Regions from separate parts of the Homo sapiens genome. Here region 1 is linked to region 2. Evidence: chromatin contacts called from ENCODE Hi-C or POLR2A ChIA-PET data. All regions are on one chromosome and are shown on one strand. Each heading gives the region's core, a stretch centred on a gene start or an enhancer-like site at or near the end of the contact. The rest is flanking DNA. Distances are from core to core; before and after follow the strand shown.

What was found. Hi-C counts contacts between places; a loop is a spot of excess contacts on that map. ChIA-PET counts read pairs that join two places held with the same protein, here RNA polymerase II (POLR2A). Pooled maps may share reads with other maps.
Region 1: POLR2A ChIA-PET joins it to region 2 with 7 read pairs in HCT116. The contact joins the promoter of MSLN here to the promoter of ANTKMT in region 2. A Hi-C loop is called at or near these places in 1 of 37 single-sample maps with no recorded cell type and 1 of 50 pooled maps. POLR2A ChIA-PET finds 5 or more read pairs at or near these places in 15 of 52 experiments (AG04450, BJ, H1 and 10 more).

The regions. Positions count from the first base shown.
Region 1 is chr16:759,439-764,470 of GRCh38, forward strand. It overlaps MSLN (mesothelin), which reads left to right and starts at 1,296. Exons shown (of 18, transcript NM_005823.6): 1 at 1,296-1,383; 2 at 1,635-1,736; 3 at 3,234-3,327; 4 at 3,795-3,838; 5 at 4,204-4,253; 6 at 4,585-4,705. The coding sequence starts at 3,243. RefSeq lists promoters at 1-1,726, 1,232-1,712, 1,234-1,252 and enhancers at 543-1,068, 1,234-1,252.
Region 2 is chr16:717,831-723,607 of GRCh38, forward strand. It overlaps ANTKMT (adenine nucleotide translocase lysine methyltransferase), which reads left to right and starts at 3,316. Exons shown (of 5, transcript NM_023933.3): 1 at 3,316-3,606; 2 at 3,768-3,872; 3 at 3,971-4,111; 4 at 4,254-4,304; 5 at 4,479-4,760. The coding sequence starts at 3,445. The coding sequence ends at 4,727. METRN (meteorin, glial cell differentiation regulator) reads left to right here. Exons shown (of 4, transcript NM_024042.4): 4 at 1-1,825. It overlaps CCDC78 (coiled-coil domain containing 78), which reads right to left. Exons shown (of 14, transcript NM_001378030.1): 12 at 5,265-5,331; 13 at 5,092-5,192; 14 at 4,752-4,959. The coding sequence ends at 4,848. RefSeq lists enhancers at 1,892-2,599, 2,600-3,306 and a silencer at 2,957-3,876.

The sequences.
Region 1 (5,032 bases), core at 46-2,545, 40 kb after region 2:
CCTCCTCGGCTCCTTCAGTTCAGGGCTCAGCTGGGCACGTGGGCGCCTCCTTGGCTCCTCCGGCTCAGGCCTCTCCTCGAGCTCTGGGCCCTGAGTATTCTGGGCTCCTTCCTTGGTTTCCTTTGGCCTTTGGCCGGGAAAGTTGTGGGTGTCCGTGGCAGCCTGGGCCACTTCACAGCCCCGCAGCCAACCTGCGGCTCCTTCAGAGCAAAGCTGTGTGGACACAAAGGGAACGCCACTCGGAGCTGGCCTCTCCCTTTACCTGTGAGTTCCCGCCCAAGCCGGCTGCCTTCTGTCCCCTCCCCAGAGCCCTTGGGTAACTGGTTTGCTACAAGAGTGTCTGGAATTTTTCAGTTGTTCTCTGCGGAAGGGAGTTTTTAAAAGGCCCTTAATCCCTTCTTGACATTTGTAAGTTGACGCTTACACCTGGCAGCCTTGCTGAATTCTGTGTGCGTGAAGGTCCGATTCCACCGCGAGTCACGATAGAAAACCCACTCTGTGGAGAGACCAGAGATGACCGCCGCGCACACCTCCGTTCAGCACACAAACCTTTGCAGGTGTTCATAGCGGAGGCAGATTCCGTACTGGGGATAAGAGCTCACGACATGCTGGGAGGGGTTTCAGGGGCAGGGAGGGGGCTTCTGTGGCCCCAGGTCAGGAGGAGCAGCTCTTCCATCAGCAGCAGGCAGCCAGCCCAGATGCGTAGGGAAGACAGCTCCCACTTCGCCAGGCCAGAGAGCGCCCGGGGGCAGCTCTGTTCCAGTCGACCCTGCGAGAAAGGGGTGTGCGTGTGCCTGGAGCTGGGCCCCGTCCTGCCTCCCTGACCTGTGTGCTCCCACAGCCCTGAGACGGACGGCTCACAGCCTTGCGAGGCCCACACTGCACTGGGGGTCAGGCTTGTGCTCCCGGGAGTCCTGTCTGGGCTGCGTGGCCACCATCCAGAGCCTGCTGACCTGCGACTGGGGGGGCCAGTGCTCCCTGGGTTTCAGCACCTGAGAATCAGAGTGGGATCCCGTGAAACCTGGGCCCAGGCTCCCACCCACGCCCCACACCCACCCAGGGAAGCCATGAAACCTGGGCCCGGGCTCCTACACATGCCCCACACCCACCCAGGGCAGCCGTGAAACCTGGGCCCGGGCTCCCACCCTCGCCCACCGAGGGCAGCTTTGCCTTCCTGGGCATCCCTCCTCCCCCAGGCCTGGCCCGCTGCCTGTCCAAGGCTCCTGTGCGGGGTCTCCACCCACACATTCCTGGGGCGTGAGGCGCCACCACTCCCTGCTGCCCCGGGCAAAGCCGTCATTTGTTCCCTTTGACGGCCCGGGAGGCTGCCAGGCTCTCCACCCCCACTTCCCAATTGAGGAAACCGAGGCAGAGGAGGCTCAGGTGTGGCCAATCACCCTGCACATCAGAGTTACCCTGGGCAGGGCCCACTGAGACCTGGGAGGGGCCACTCGGGACCTGGAGGGCTGGGGGCTGCCCGGGCGTTAGGGGTAAAGCTCCCTACCCAACTGCGCAGAAGGCCTCAGAGGCCTGGGGGCTGGGCTTCCCCTTTCACATCGCCCTTTAGAGGCCCACGTGTGGGCATTGGCCCGCGATCTGAAAGGGGCTGTCCTGTTCCTCATGGGCGCTGCCAGCGCCACGCACTCCTCTTTCTGCCTGGCCGGCCACTCCCGTCTGCTGTGACGCGCGGACAGAGAGCTACCGGTGGACCCACGGTGCCTCCCTCCCTGGGATCTGTAAGTAACAACCTTTGAGCTCTTCCTGTTGTGGTGTGGATGGAATCTGCACCTTCCATCTGGAGAACTGGGGCCGCCCCAGGCCGGGCTTCCAGCACCAGAGCGATGGTCAGGCTTCAGCTGGACGCAGATTTCACCCCGCAGGGCACACGCAGACCCATTTGTTTGGAAGCGGCAGTCCTAAGGCAGTGCAGGTGCCTCCACGGCCCCAGCCCAGCTCTCCTGCAGGTGTAAAGGATGCAGATTCCAGGGCCCCCCATGGCCTGCAGAGGCCCCTCAGAGCAGGAAGGGCCGGGCTCTCGGGGAGCCCCCATCCCAGGTGCTGAGGTCCTTGGGTCACATGGAGCTGGGGTGGGGAGTGCCCAGGTCCCCTGTGATCCGATGGCCACGTTTCCCTCCTGGCTTCACGCACCCCAAGGGCTGGGGGTCCCACTCACTGCCCATTTTCTGGCTGTGGGGGGGGTCTGTTTTCTTCCACCTTCTCAAGGTGTTCAGAGCCTCAGGGGCCTCCCCACTTCCTCTGGGGCCTGGGGGAGTAGAGTCTGTCACCCGGAGGCTGTGTGCCTCCCCGCGACATTCCCCAGTGGCCGGGCCGACCAGGCAGGCTCTGCCTGTGGATGGGGCTGCTGAGCATGAGCGTGTGACCCCCATTTCTGAGCTGTGGGTGGACCCACCGGGCCTGGGCCAAGGTTTTCAGGAGGCAGCTCTATTCTACTCCGCCATGGTGGCCTCCCTGAAAGGGGTGAGTGTAGAAGCCAGTTCCCTCTTCTGCGAGCCCCACCCCTACCCCAGGAGGACAATTCTTGTTCAGGGAGGGTCTCCCCACCCACTTCCCCACCCCACAGTGGCCCACAGGCCCCACCCTAGAGAGTACAAGGGGCTCCCCAGGCTGCTCACTGGCCCAGCCCCGCCCCACCTGGACTGCACCTGAAAATGGGCTCAGAGAGGCCAAGTGGCCCAAAAAGACGCTGCTGGGTGGGAAGGGGCGGTGGCCTCTGTGCCCGCAGTGCCCCTCCTGCCTCAAGGGTGTTGTCTGCCTGGCAGAGCCTGGGGTGTTCACAAAGCCCAGGCACCTGCAGCTGAGGGCAGGGGAGAGGGAAGGGAGCCACATCCAGGCGACGGGGCTGCTCGTCCTCCTGTGCGAGAGTGGGGAGACTCAGGCCAGCCCAAGTGGGCGGCGGCCCCGGTTGCTTGATCTAAGCTCTGCTCACACTGCCCTGCCCTTCTGGGAGAGGGGTGGGCGCCAACTGACTCCTGGGCTGTCTGGGCTGGGGACCGGGATCTCAGACCCAGCCCCTCCCCTGGACAGGAGGAGCCAGTCCAGGGGACAGAGGGCTCAGTGGCTGGAGGGCAGGGCCAGGGTGCGGACACAAGCTGCAGGTACCACAGAAGTTTGCTCTGGGAGCCCCTCCTGGGCCCATGTGGCCCCAGGCTGGCCCAGGACAGAGGCGTGGGGTGGGAGCAGGGGGTCCCATCCTGAGTCACTGCCCTCCACAGACACAGACCATGGCCTTGCCAACGGCTCGACCCCTGTTGGGGTCCTGTGGGACCCCCGCCCTCGGCAGCCTCCTGTTCCTGCTCTTCAGCCTCGGTGCGTACTTGATGGGGCTGCTGGTGAGGTGGGGACGGCCCAGGGGCCTTGGGGGCCAGGCCCCCAGCAAGGCTTTGCCTGCCCCTGCCTTCTCCCTGGAGTGCCTGTGGTGGCCACGTCTCAGCAGCAGTCTCTGCCCCCAGAGGTGACTGGAGCTGGAGATCCAGCCAGGGAGTGATGGGGCTCAGGACACAGTGGGGATGTCTGTGGGATGGGTGGTCTGACCGGCCAAGCAGCCGGGTCTCAGGGAAAGATGTGGAAGGCCGGGCTCCCTGGTGGAGTCCCGACCCCTGTGCCTGGGGGACTGTGATGTCACGGGGTACATGGGCCTGAGCCACTGGCTTCTCTTTGGGGTGTGCACAGGGCTGGCTGTGGGGGCGGCCAGGCTCTGCCTCCTTCCTCCCCTGGGTCAGGGCACAGCCCAGAGGCCCGCCCCCTCCCCCAAGCTGTCCCCTCTGCCCCTTTAGGATGGGTGCAGCCCTCGAGGACCCTGGCTGGAGAGACAGGGCAGGTAAGGTCCCCTCTGGGGAAACAGGGGAGGGTCTTCAGGTCCCAGGTGGGGGTGCCATGCTGTGTTCTCTCTGTCACGTATCCACGGTGCTTGCCAGTTTCCACGGTCCTTGCTTGCAAAGGGGCACCTGGACCTGCATGTGACTGGCCTGGGAGCAGCCAGGTCCAGGGAGCGGCAGAGCTGAAATTGCAGCTGGGTCTGGGAAGTAGATGGATGAGAAGCAGCCAAGCCCATGGGTCTGAGACACAGCCAGGCCTGGGAAGTAGCTGAACTCGGGGAGTACCTGGCCCAGGGGTAGCGGGACCTGGGAACTCCTGCTCCAGAGAGCTGGTCTGAGCCATGTTCAGCAGGCCCTGTGTCCCCAGGAGGCTGCGCCCCTGGACGGAGTCCTGGCCAACCCACCTAACATTTCCAGGTGGGTCTGGGGTCCTCACAGTCCTCAAGGGTGAGGCTCGAGGGGCCCTCGGGACTGAGGGTGGGCAGGGCACCCCATCCCCCAGCATCCCCTCCCCCTTCCTCCTCTGCTCCACCTCAGATCTGACTGGGCTCAGGACTGCGGGAGGGACTGACACCCCTCAGGTGATGGCAACTCCCGGCCCTTGAGGGCGTCACCTGGTCTTGGGGGGAGGTCTGCAGGGAGCACCAGGGTCCTTTGGGGAGAGGTGGGGCTGTGGGGCTTGGGGAGCACTGGGTGGACATTGCAGGGGAGGGGCGATCGTGGGTGCCCAGCCCGACCCTTCCTGCAGCCTCTCCCCTCGCCAACTCCTTGGCTTCCCGTGTGCGGAGGTGTCCGGCCTGAGCACGGAGCGTGTCCGGGAGCTGGCTGTGGCCTTGGCACAGAAGAATGTCAAGCTCTCAACAGAGCAGGTCAGTCTCAGTTGGGCTGAGGCAGGTGGGCACAGCTGGGGCTGAGGAATTCACAGGCAGCTCTGCAGTGCCCACCTTGCCACCACGGTCCCCTCTGTCCCTGCTGCCATCTCTCCCCGGCCAGTTCTTCCCAGAGTTCCTCTGGCCACCCAAGCTGACCACTGGGGTGCCTGTCCACGTCAGGGGCTGGCTCCCCAGGAGCAAGTCTGATATGACGCTGTGTGCTGGGCCCCCTCCTGGAGCGCCGTGGGCAGCCCTCCAGGCTCTGCCCCAAGGGTGAATCTTTTTCGGGGGAGTGGGTGAGATCTGGGGAAGGGGAGCGGAGCC
Region 2 (5,777 bases), core at 2,066-4,565:
GGGGCAGAGGGGCATAGGGTCCCTCGGGTACGGTGGGGGCAGGCGGGCGCACAGCGCTCCGGCTCTGAGCCAGGCCTGTGAGGGAAGGGGCTGCAGGCTGGCAGGGTGCCGACTTCCCCCATGGCTGCTGTGAGCCCGCAGAGTCATCCTTGGCCCCGTCCCGCCCTTGGGGAAGAATGGGCCCCTCTGTCCTCAGGCCCCTTCGACGTGCTGAGCATCCAGACGTGGCGAGGAGCCCGAAGGGTGTGGGGTCCCCTCTGCAGGGTCCTGCTTGTTGCCTGTTTCCGGCGGGCGGGGTGCACAATGGGGTCTCTAAGGACCGTTTCCCGCCACTGGCCCCATTGTCACTGTCTCCGCCTTCCTCCTCGGCCTTTCAGCCGCATAAAGGGCCAGTGAGGTTTGGGACAGCCACAGCCCAAGGCTCCGAGGCTAAAAGCCCCTGGGTGGGGGTGTTCCAGGACACCTGGCCCTGTGTGAGCTGCCTCCTCTCACCCCAACCCCTCGGATCCTGGGAAAGAGACAGCCATGGCTCAAGGGCCAGGGACCCCTGGGCTGAGCCCCAGAAATGGCTTTCCATTCTCGCCTGGGCCGGGGTGGGGGTGGAGGCCAGAGGCCCTGCCCAGGCAGATGAAGCCCCCAGCTTTCAAGGGGGAAACTGAGGCTGTGTGAGGGACACAGCTGTGCAGGGCCCACAAACACGGTCCTTTCTCTAGGTTAGCGGATGCAGATGCCTGATGAGTGCCATGCCCTCTGTGGACACCTGGGGAGGGGGGTCACCTCCAGCGCCGCCCTGGGACTTCCACTGCACGTGCAAGAGACTTACCCTTTCACACAGATCACCTGCCTGCCGCAGGGCTGATGAGGATGGGTGAGGAGCGCAGCCACTGGGTGTCATGCACTGTGGGGGTTCTCCCACCTTCTGCCCCTCCTCAGGTTCCTTGCTGCTTCTCTCCTCTCCCAACTGTGGCACGCTGAGGGCTCAGGCACAGGACCGCTCCTCTGGGGCAGCCTCCAATAACCCTTGGACAACCTCCACTTTTTCATCTTCAGCCCTGACCACTCCCTGGGGCCCATAGCCTTACATCCATCTGCCCCCAGCCCAAACACTTCTGCAAACACTAGAAAAGGAGGTAGCCCGTGTGCCCTCCTGCACCGCCTCCTCCACTCCTGTCTTGGAGAGGCTTTCCCGTGGGCCGAGCAACCCCCTTACCTTTGGCACTTGCCCTGATTCTCTGGCCAGCTTCCTACAACCTCTCCTTTTCAGCCACACCCAAGTCCACCTGTTCACAAACACCCTGGGCTGGGCCCTGGCCGAACCCTGGCTTCTACCTACCTGTCTCAGGAAGTGCCTGAGCCTTGCACCTACAGACCCTCCCAGAGAAAGCCCTGGCTTTGCAACCAGCTGTCTTCTCATGAGACACAGGGCCACAGGAGCACCACGGTGCCCAAATGGGTCTTGGAGCATTAGACCAGGGGCTTCATGCCTGCCCTGGGGACAGGTGGCCAAAGTGGCATGGGAGATAGGGAGACAGTGTGGGTGAGCAGGTGGGCAGGAGCTACAGGAGCCTGGGGCCTGTGGATCACAGACACCGCCAGGCAAGTGCCAGTTCACACAGGTACAGGTGGCTGCAGAGTGCCCAAAGGCCAAGCAGCAGAGTGCCTGGTGTGGACGGGAGAGGAGTGGGGAGGTTGGGCGCAGTGGCTCACGCCTGTAATCCCAACACTTTGGGAGGCCCAGGCAAGCAGATCATGAGGTCAGGAGATGGAGACCATCCTGGCCAACATGGTGAAACCGTCTCTAATAAAACACAAAAAATTAGCCAGACATGGTGGCATGCATCTGTAATCCCAGCTACTCAAAAGGCTGAGGCAGAGGAATCACTTGAACCTGGAAGGCAGAGGTTGCAGTGAGCCAAGACTGCGCCACTGCACTCCAACCTGGGCGAAAGAGCGAGACTCAAGTCTCAAAAAAAAAAAAAAAAAAAAAAAAAAAAAAAAAAGAAGAGTGGAGAGTGCACGCTAGAGTCCAATTAGGTGCATTCATCCAGTAAGCCTCCTAGGTAACTGCTCTAGGTGCAGGGAATAATGCAGGCAGCAGGACAGGAATGGGCGCTGTCAGCTCCCCCTAGAGCTCAGTGTACATACACCCTTCCTTTCCTGGGAGGGCCGTTCCAGGCCCCCAGGAGACAGGACACGCTGAGCTGGGTGGGGCTGGGGCCAACGTGGGCAGGCCTGTGAGACTCTGCACTTGGGAGCTGGGGGCTGTGGTCTGCGGCATACCCATGTCTGGAAGCAGCCTCTGTCCCTGCAGGGGCTCTAGACCCCAGCCACGGATGGCTAAGGAGGAGCTAGGCCAGGGCACGCATAGACAACCCCCGACATTCACGGGTGTTCAGCCCTACCCTGGGTGTGGAGGTCGTGGCCCAGCTGCCTGACCCAGAGCTCGGCTCTTCCACTTGCGCTTCCCACCCCCAGCTTCACAAGGTCACCTCCAGGAACTCAGTCTTTTTGTGTGTTGTTTTCTGGAGAAGGAAGGTGATCTCCCCACTCCCGGGGCTGTCTGCCTTCCCTGTAGCTGGCAGGTGCCAGAGGCCCCCGCCTGTGACATCCGGCTTTCCTCCCACCACACTCGCCTGAGAGCCAGCATCTGTCTTCTTGGGCCTGCTCAAGCTCTCCTCCGTGTCAGCCCCTCCTCCATGCCCTTCTCCCTCAGACCCCACCCCCCATCCCTTCACCGCCCACTGGGGCTCATCGCTCAGGCTGTAGGAGGGAAATGGAAGGATGTCCTCCCGGGCTCTGGCTGGCGCTGGGTGTCCGAGTCAGCGGAGCGCCCCCAGCAGTCTCCCCGAGGCAGAGTCATGGGGGTGCTGGCGCCTGGACGCTGTCTCATCCCGGGGAGCCGCTTTCCCACCGGCTCCCTGGGCTCCAGCCGCCCCACGCGAGCCCCCGGCTGGTTCTGGGGCCAGGACCGCCCCTCTCCAAGGCAGACTTCCCTTCATTCCACGACAAAGACGCGCAGCCCCGTTTCCCTGGGGCTCTAGCCCGTGAGATCGCCGGGTGTATCCCGACTCCCGCCGGCACGTGCGCTCCCCCAGGGCAGGGCCTGCCTGTCCCCTTCCGCGGGTCGCCAGCAGCCAGCACAGGCCGCAAACGGCGGTCCGCAGAGCGGACCAACGGAGCCGACCCTCGCAGGCTTGGAGCCGGACGCGGCGGGGCAGAGCCCCCGAGGCTGCAGCTCGCCGGAACCCGCGGGAGGGCAGCCGGGCTGGGCGGAGCGCACAGCGCCACGGACCGACCGCGCAGGCTCTGCCGGCCACTTCCGGTGTCGCGCGGCGGCTCCCGGCAGGAGGCAGAGGGCACACCGCCAGCCCCAGGCCAGGCTGCGAGGGCCGCGGACCCGAGCCGGGAAGGACCTTGGGCGGACGAGCCGCGCGTCCCGCAGCCATGGAGCAGGACGACCCGGTCGAGGCGCTGACGGAGCTGCGCGAGCGGCGGCTGGGCGCGCTGGAGCTGCTGCAGGCGGCGGCCGGCTCGGGCTTGGCAGCCTACGCGGTGTGGGCGCTGCTGCTCCAGCCCGGCTTCCGGCGCGTGCCGCTGCGGCTGCAGGTGCGGGGCGGGGCCAGGCCGGGCAGGGGAGCTCGGCTGCCGCTCAGGGTCTCAAGGTCTGGGCGTGGCCGGGGTGAGCTCCGCCCCGCCGTGTGGTAGTTCGGGCCGGGCTGCGGGCGGGGCGGGAGCGGCCAGTGGACTCTCGCCGCCACCCGGTCCAGGTGCCCTACGTCGGCGCGAGCGCGCGGCAGGTGGAGCACGTGTTGTCGCTGCTGCGAGGACGCCCCGGAAAAACGGTGGATCTGGGCTCTGGCGACGGCAGGATCGTAAGTGCCTGCGTCTGGGTCTTCGCCGCCCCACACCGCCCACCTGCTGGCGGGCGCCCCTGCCCACATCCTGGTTCCCACACTCTCGGTGCCCACAGGTGCTGGCGGCCCACAGGTGCGGCCTCCGCCCGGCCGTGGGCTACGAGCTGAACCCCTGGCTGGTGGCGCTGGCGCGGCTGCACGCCTGGAGGGCCGGCTGTGCCGGCAGCGTCTGCTATCGCCGCAAGGATCTCTGGAAGGTAACCTGGGGATCCCTGGCCACCCGCTGACAGCCCAAGGTGCGGCTGACACCTGCGAGGGCTGGGGGCCGGGACTCGGAAGCTGCGATGACCCGGTGCCCACCAGGCCTCTCCCCGGCCGGGGCGACTTCTCTTCCGGCAGGTGAGCCTGAGGGACTGCCGCAACGTGTCTGTGTTCCTGGCCCCTAGCGTGGTAGGTGCGGGGTTGCCAGCCCCGCTGGGAAGCCCCAGCCACACCCCAGGGTGTTTGCTGCTCTGAGGCCTGGGCCTGCCTGGTGGGTGCTAGGCTTGGGGCTAGGGGGGTGAGCGCGGCTGTTTTCTACCGGCCCCGCCCCCGCCCCCTCTACTCTGCTGTTCTCTCCCTCAGCTCCCGCTGCTGGAGGACAAGCTGCGGACAGAGCTGCCTGCTGGGGCCCGCGTGGTGTCTGGGCGCTTCCCACTCCCCACCTGGCAGCCTGTGACCGCGGTTGGCGAGGGCCTGGACCGAGTATGGGCTTATGATGTTCCTGAGGGTGGGCAGGCTGGGGAGGCCGCCTCCTCGCGGATACCCATCCAGGCTGCCCCCGGACCTAGTTCTGCCCCCATCCCGGGGGGCCTTATTTCTCAGGCCAGCTGAGTATTAGACACGATAAAGACTCTGTGGGTTCTATCCTGACTCATGTTTTATGGGGGGCTGGGTGGGAGGGTTCTGTGCTGGCTGAGGAGCTCTGCTCTGCTCTGCTCCTTGGGAGACGGCCTAGTGGCTGCCGGTCCTTGGATGCTGGGGCTTGGCTGGAGGCACAGCCCCCACTTTCCAGGGGTCCCCTGCACCTGCCAGCTTCCTCAGCCTCAGGATTTCGTGCTTGTACCTGCTCAGAGGAACCATGCTTAAGTGACTTGCCCAGCTGTGGACAGGTCTGCTTTTAGCGCCTGAGGCAGCCATCATCCTTCATTCCAACCAGACCAGGGCCCTGGGGTCACACCCAGCTCCCTCTGCCCACCTGCCCAGGTGCTGGTCCACGTACTCCTGTAGCTCAGAAAGTTGCTCTTCAGCCATCGTGGCCCGGACCAGCAGCTGTGCCCGCTCCCGTTCCAGCTCTGCCTGGCATGGGGATGTAAGCCATGAGCTGGGGCATGGCGTGAGGATGGGCCTGGGCCAGCCCTTGCCTCCTACCTGGGTGCTGCGGGAGAAGTCCCGGAGCTTCTGGTGGATCTGGGCCCAGGATGCAGCGTCCAGGCCCCTGTGAGGGGAGAGGAAAGGAGGAGTGGTTTTGAGAGCTGGCATGGTGACACAGGGACAGACGTGACCGTGCTGAGTCAGGTTCCCAGAGCCGGGAGGGGACACCTGGGAGTGAGTGAGGGAGGCATGGGCCCCCCCCGTGCTCCTGTGGCGCCCCCCCCAGGCCTTGGAGCCATCCGTGTATAGGGACAGCCCGGGCCCAGGGGGTCTGCTGGCTGCTGGGGGAGGGCTAAACCACAAGGCCAGCCCAGACAGTGACTCCAGCATCAACAGGGATGCCACCCCCACACGGGTGTGCCCTAAACCCCAGGAAATGGTCCTTGGGGAGCCCTGCCCATTGTACAGCTGGGAACATGGAGGCCCAGAGGCAAGGGCTGGCCCGGTCACCAGGCGCCCTGCTCCCACCCCTCGCGTCCTCCAGGTCTCAGCGGAAACCTCCCTCAGGTG